Regions from separate parts of the Homo sapiens genome. Here region 1 is linked to region 2. A link is an interaction called in ENCODE POLR2A ChIA-PET data of the cell type or tissue named here. Cell type or tissue: Panc1. All regions are shown on one strand.

Region 1 (2,500 bases), 210 kb before region 2:
AATCCCAGCACTTTTGGAGGCCAAAGGAGGCAGATCACTTGAAGTCAGGAGTTCGAGACCAGCCTGGCCAGCATGGTGAAACCCCATCTCTACTAAAAATACCAAAAAAAAAAAAAAAAAAAAAATTAGCCAGGCATGGTAGCACATGCCTGTAGTCCCAGCTACTTGGAAGGCTGAGGCAGGTGAATGGCTTGAACCCAGGAAGCAAGGTTGCCGTGAGCCGAGATCATGCCACTGCACTCCAGCCTGGGCTACAGAGCAAAACTTCGTCTTAAAAAAAAAAAAAAAGGATTACAAAAGAGTATTATGAAAAATTTTCTGCCATCAAGTTGGATAGCAAAGACGAAATGGACAAATTCCTAGACACATACAAACTACCCAAAAAAGTAGACAAGCAAATACAGCAAATTGAAAAATCAAAAGCTAACCTCTTGAGTTTTTTCTTTTTTTTTGAAACAGAGTCTCACTCTGTCTCCCAGGGTAGAGTGCAGTGGTGTGATCATGGCTCACTGCAGCCTCCACCCCCTGGGCTCAAGTGATCCTCTCATCTTAGCCTCCCTAGTAGCTGGGACCACAGGCGCACACCACCATGCCCAGCTAATTTTTGTATTTTTTGTAGAGACGAGGTTTCACCATGTTGGCCAGGCTGGTCTCGAACTCCTGACCTCAACTGATCCACCCGCCTCAGCCTCCCAAAGTGCTGGGATTACAGGCATGAGCTACGGCACCCGGCTTGAAAATTTGATAATAAAAACTAAAAGTGTTGGGAGCATTCTCAAGGTTTTGTGGCCTCCTGGAAGGAACAGGAGGCCTTCTAAGAGGTAGAGCCAGGCCTCCACCTTTCCCTTTCCCCCTCCCACCTGCCCCCCACCTTGCCCTCGCACCTGAGTGATGGGTGACAGCGGGGACAGGGTGGGCGATGCCTGCTGACGCCTTGCCTCTGTGCTCAGGGACAGGGGGCTGACGCCAGCTGGGCGGTGCTGTGGAGAGGAGCCAGGTGTGCTCATTCCTAGAGAGGAAGTAGGAGGGAGGGAGAGCAGGTGTGAGACTGATCACTGAGAAAGGGCTGCTTACACACCCACAGTCACACTGCATGGGAATAGCTCAACTGCTCAGACAGAAGCCCATGGACATGTCCCAACTGCCAAACCTGGGCACCCCCCGAAGGCCCTGATTCCTGACCCGAGGGTCCCACAGTCCTGCAGAGTCTGTTCTCCTTCCTTCCAGGAAGGGGGTGTCTCACAGCCAGCCAACCAGCACATCCCCATCTCTGGAGCATAAGATTGGCCCCCAGATGGGCATGTAACCAGGCTGGCCCAATGAGAGCCTTCCCAGGGGCTTTGGATGGAATTCCAGGAAGGGCTGTCTGAAGCCGTGTGTGGGGCATCCTGTGGCGAGGTGAGGAGCCAGCTGAAGGGCTGCAGGGGAGAGGCAGCATCTGAGCCTGCTTCCCACTTTCAGGAGACAATAAATGGTTTTTTTTGGCTGAAAATGGCTTGGGTTGTGGTTAGCTTCAAGCCAGCAGGCCCTGCCCAATGCTGTGGTTTTGCCCACCACCTCGTGGATCTTGCCCTCCTTCAGTGAATGTGCCCATTCCTGCAGCTGCTTCTCTTGGCCCCCAGACCTGAGCACCTGCTATCCCCTATGTCCCACAGCCACTTCCTCCTCCCCAGACCTGGTGCATTCCCCAAGCTGCAGTGCCACCCATCAGGCTGTCTGAACTAAAGAATGTCACTCCTTAACATCCTTCCCCCTCTCTGCCCTGGGGTCTGACACATCATTCCTGCTGGAGGTCCTGCCAGGAGCCGCCTCATCACCCCTTCCCTCACCCCGGCCCCGAAGGCCCTTGCACTGAGCAACCCAATCCTTGGATTCTGCTGCAGTGATGAAGCTGGGTGAGGTCAAGTTCAACATGGCAGTAGCTGGGGCTGGCTGGGTTATTGTGGGCACCATGCCAGGCAGGCAACAGGCCCCTCGATGGCAGGAGGACCCCTGCGAGCCTGGCCTGACCCCCATCCACTCTGGAGACTTGGTTCCCTGGTTGGTGAGATGGCGACGATAACAGCCGCCCTCTCCGGTTCAAAGTGAGGCCCTGGTGAGGTCAGGAGCAGTCTCTGAAGAGCATCTGGCCTGCAGTCAAGGCGGGGGTGAAGCCGCCTGACTCACCCCAGGAGATCTGGGCACCAGATTAACCTTGTTCCGGCAGATGAGACGGCGGGTGCGTGGGCCCATGGGAACACACCCGACAAGCGCCGAGGGGAGATGACAGCCTTGTCCGTGCCCAGGGCAGCTGCTCACCGGGGCGAGCTCGGTCACGCCTGCACTTCCCCTCGGATGCCCTGGCAGCTCTGCTTGGCTGCGCACTGTGGGAGGAAGCCTGGTGCTGTTGACTGCTCCCCAGGCAGCAAGCGCCCTTTGCAGGCCCTGGCGTCCAGGGAGGCATCAACAGAGGCCTGGACGGGAGGATGTGGGGGAAGCCTGCTCAGAGCACACTCAGAGT
Region 2 (2,500 bases):
GTGAAACCCCCGTCTCTACTAAAAATACAAAAATTAGCCAGGCATGATGGCGGGCACCTGTAGTCCCAGCTACTCAGGAGGCTGAGGCAGGAGAATCGCTTGAACCCGGGAGGCAGAGGTTGCAATGAGCCAAAATCAAGCCACTGCATTCTAGTGTGGGCTACAGAGGGAGACTTCATCTCAACTGAAAAAAAAAAAAAAAAAAAAAAAAAGACACCTGGAGAGGGAGGCCCATAGCTAGTACCAGTGAGACACAGTACTGGGACCTTCTGGGATACACTCCTCCTTCAAAACAGGACTCTTTTCTGTCTCTGGCTCCCAGATGTGAGGGCTGAGGGGTTCCTGGCACCTCCCTCCCGTCCCCCCGCAACTTCCTCTCCCAAGAAGCCTTCCCTGATTACTGCTAGTCTGGCCCACATACACAGTGAAATTGACCCAGCAAGAGCTCTGATCCCAACTCCAAATGTAGATTTATTGAAGAAACGCAGAGAGGTAGGCTGTTTGACCATGGGAGAGCCACTTCACCCTTCTGAATCAGTTTTTTCAACCATAAAATGAAAATAAGGTAGAATGAAGATCTCACAGTGCTGTCTGTGGCAACTGAAACCAAAGGTGATAACGACTGGAGCTCAGGACAGGCTGTTTCTCCAAGAGGAGTGTGAAGAAGTCCCGGGAATCAACATTTTGAGAGCATCCCAGGGGCCTCTAAGAATATATTACGGGCAAACACTTGTAGAGCACTTCATTTCATCCTCAATCACCGTTACGAGGCAGACACAATCATCTCCGAGTGAAACTGAGGCTCACAGGGGCGGGCTCCGTTGCCGAAACTCACAGGGAGAGGCAGAGAAGCACCACGGTTCTATATCCAGGTTATTTAACAGAATTTAACTCAGCCATCCAAGCTCTGAAAAACCCCAAGTGGGGAGGGGCTCAAATATCCCCTCACGCCCCGTCCCCTACAATACAGGGAAACTGAGGCACAAACCGGGCAACGCCCAGCTCCAGGTTACACGACACACCCAGAACACAGGAGGCCCCAATTCCTATGCCCCTGATCCGGATCCAGATCCAGCCCGTAGCGCCGCCTGCGTATCCATTGAGCAGACGGGGAAACTGAGGCCTGTGCGCAGCAGGAATGACCAGATGTGGCCAGTGGCGCACCCCACCCCACCGCAGCCCGGGGGCCGCGCCCGACCCGGACCGGTTCCCCGCGGCCCTGGAGTCCCCAGCCCCACCCCAAACTCGGCCCCGGCGTCGGTAGCGGCGGCACCTGCACATCTGGCGGCCTTGCTCGCGCTTCCGGGATGGCGCCCGCGCCGGCGAAACGTCACCACGCACCGATCCTGCGAGCGCGCGTGGCGGGGACGTACCCTGGAGCCGCTTGCGTGCGTTAAGTCACGACAGGAAAGGGCGGGGCTTAGACGGAGCTTCAGCTCGTGGGTGCATCACAATGAATAGCCAATCAAACAATTCATCTCGCGCCTGCGTATTTCCAGAAGCCCAGGCTTGAAAGCGGCCCGGAAGAAGGAAGGCTGAGAGAAGTGTCCCATTTTGTAGATAGTGTGACTGAGGTCCCAGAGTGGTAACCCTCCCCAAGGTCGTAAATGCTACAGTGGTCAGAGGCCAAACCACACTCAGGTGTCCTGCTTTCCAAGCAGGGAATTAGACTCATCTGTGTTCAGACATCCCTGCTCCACTTTTGCTGATTTTTTTGGTCCAAGTTTCCTTTTTTTTTTTTTTTTTTTTTTTTTGAGACAGAGTTTCGCTCTTGTTGCCCAGGCTGGAGTACAATGGCGTGATCTCGGCTCACCGCAACCTCCGCTTCCCAGGTTCAAGCGATTCATCTGCCTCAGCCTTCCGGAGTAGCTGGAATTACAGGCATGTGCCACCATGCCCGGCAAGTTTTGTGTTTTTAGTAGAGACAGGGTTTCTCCATGTTGGTCAGGCGGGTCCCGATCTCCCGACCTCAGGTGATCTGCCCGCCTCGGCCTCCCAAAGTGCTGGGATTACAGGCATGAGCCACCGCGCCCAGCCCTGGTTTCCATTTACACTTCCACGTTGTTTTGGAGTAATGCGCTGGGGAATTTTTTCAAAAGGGTTTACAGGCTGGGCGCGGTGGCTCACATCCTGTCATTGTAATCCGAGCACTTTGGGAGGCCGAGGCGGGCGGATCACGAGATCAGGAGTTCGAGACCAGCCTGACCAACATGGTGAAACCTTGTCTCTACTAAAAATAAAAAAAATTAGTCGGGAGTGGTGGCGGGAGCCTGTAATCCCAGCTACTCAGGAGGCTGAGGCAGGAGAATCGCTTGAACCCAGGAGGCAGAGGCTGCAGTAAGCCAAGATCGCACCACTGCACTCCAGCTTGGGCGATAGAGCAAGACCACGTCTCAAAAAAAAAAAAGAAGGTCAAGCTAAAAAATGAAGAAAATGTATTTTAAGTTCATGTTAGTTTGTGTATACGAGTACCAAGTTTTTGTAATAAAATGCCTCACAG

What was found. ChIA-PET counts read pairs that join two places held together with the same protein. Peaks named below come from ENCODE experiments on the same cell type or tissue, not always from the same donor. Only the 100,000 strongest peaks of a DNase experiment are listed, where the experiment ranks them.
Region 1: POLR2A ChIA-PET joins it to region 2 with 14 read pairs; 5 of 35 experiments call an interaction of 5 or more read pairs at or near these places.

The regions. Positions count from the first base shown.
Region 1 is chr19:18,763,913-18,766,412 of GRCh38, reverse strand. CRTC1 (CREB regulated transcription coactivator 1) reads right to left here. Exons shown (of 14, transcript NM_015321.3): 9 at 885-1,009. Among named protein-coding and RNA genes, the nearest start is that of COMP, 26 kb to the left of the region's middle. In Panc1, no CTCF peak of the experiment used is centred here; no DNase peak of the experiment used is centred here.
Region 2 is chr19:18,556,688-18,559,187 of GRCh38, reverse strand. KXD1 (KxDL motif containing 1) reads right to left here and starts at 1,318. Exons shown (of 5, transcript NM_024069.4): 1 at 1,274-1,318. RefSeq lists a silencer at 1,060-1,219 and enhancers at 710-1,499, 1,500-2,291. In Panc1, no CTCF peak of the experiment used is centred here; a DNase peak (open chromatin) is centred at 1,467; H3K4me3 peaks cover 2,018 bases; H3K27ac peaks cover 1,665 bases.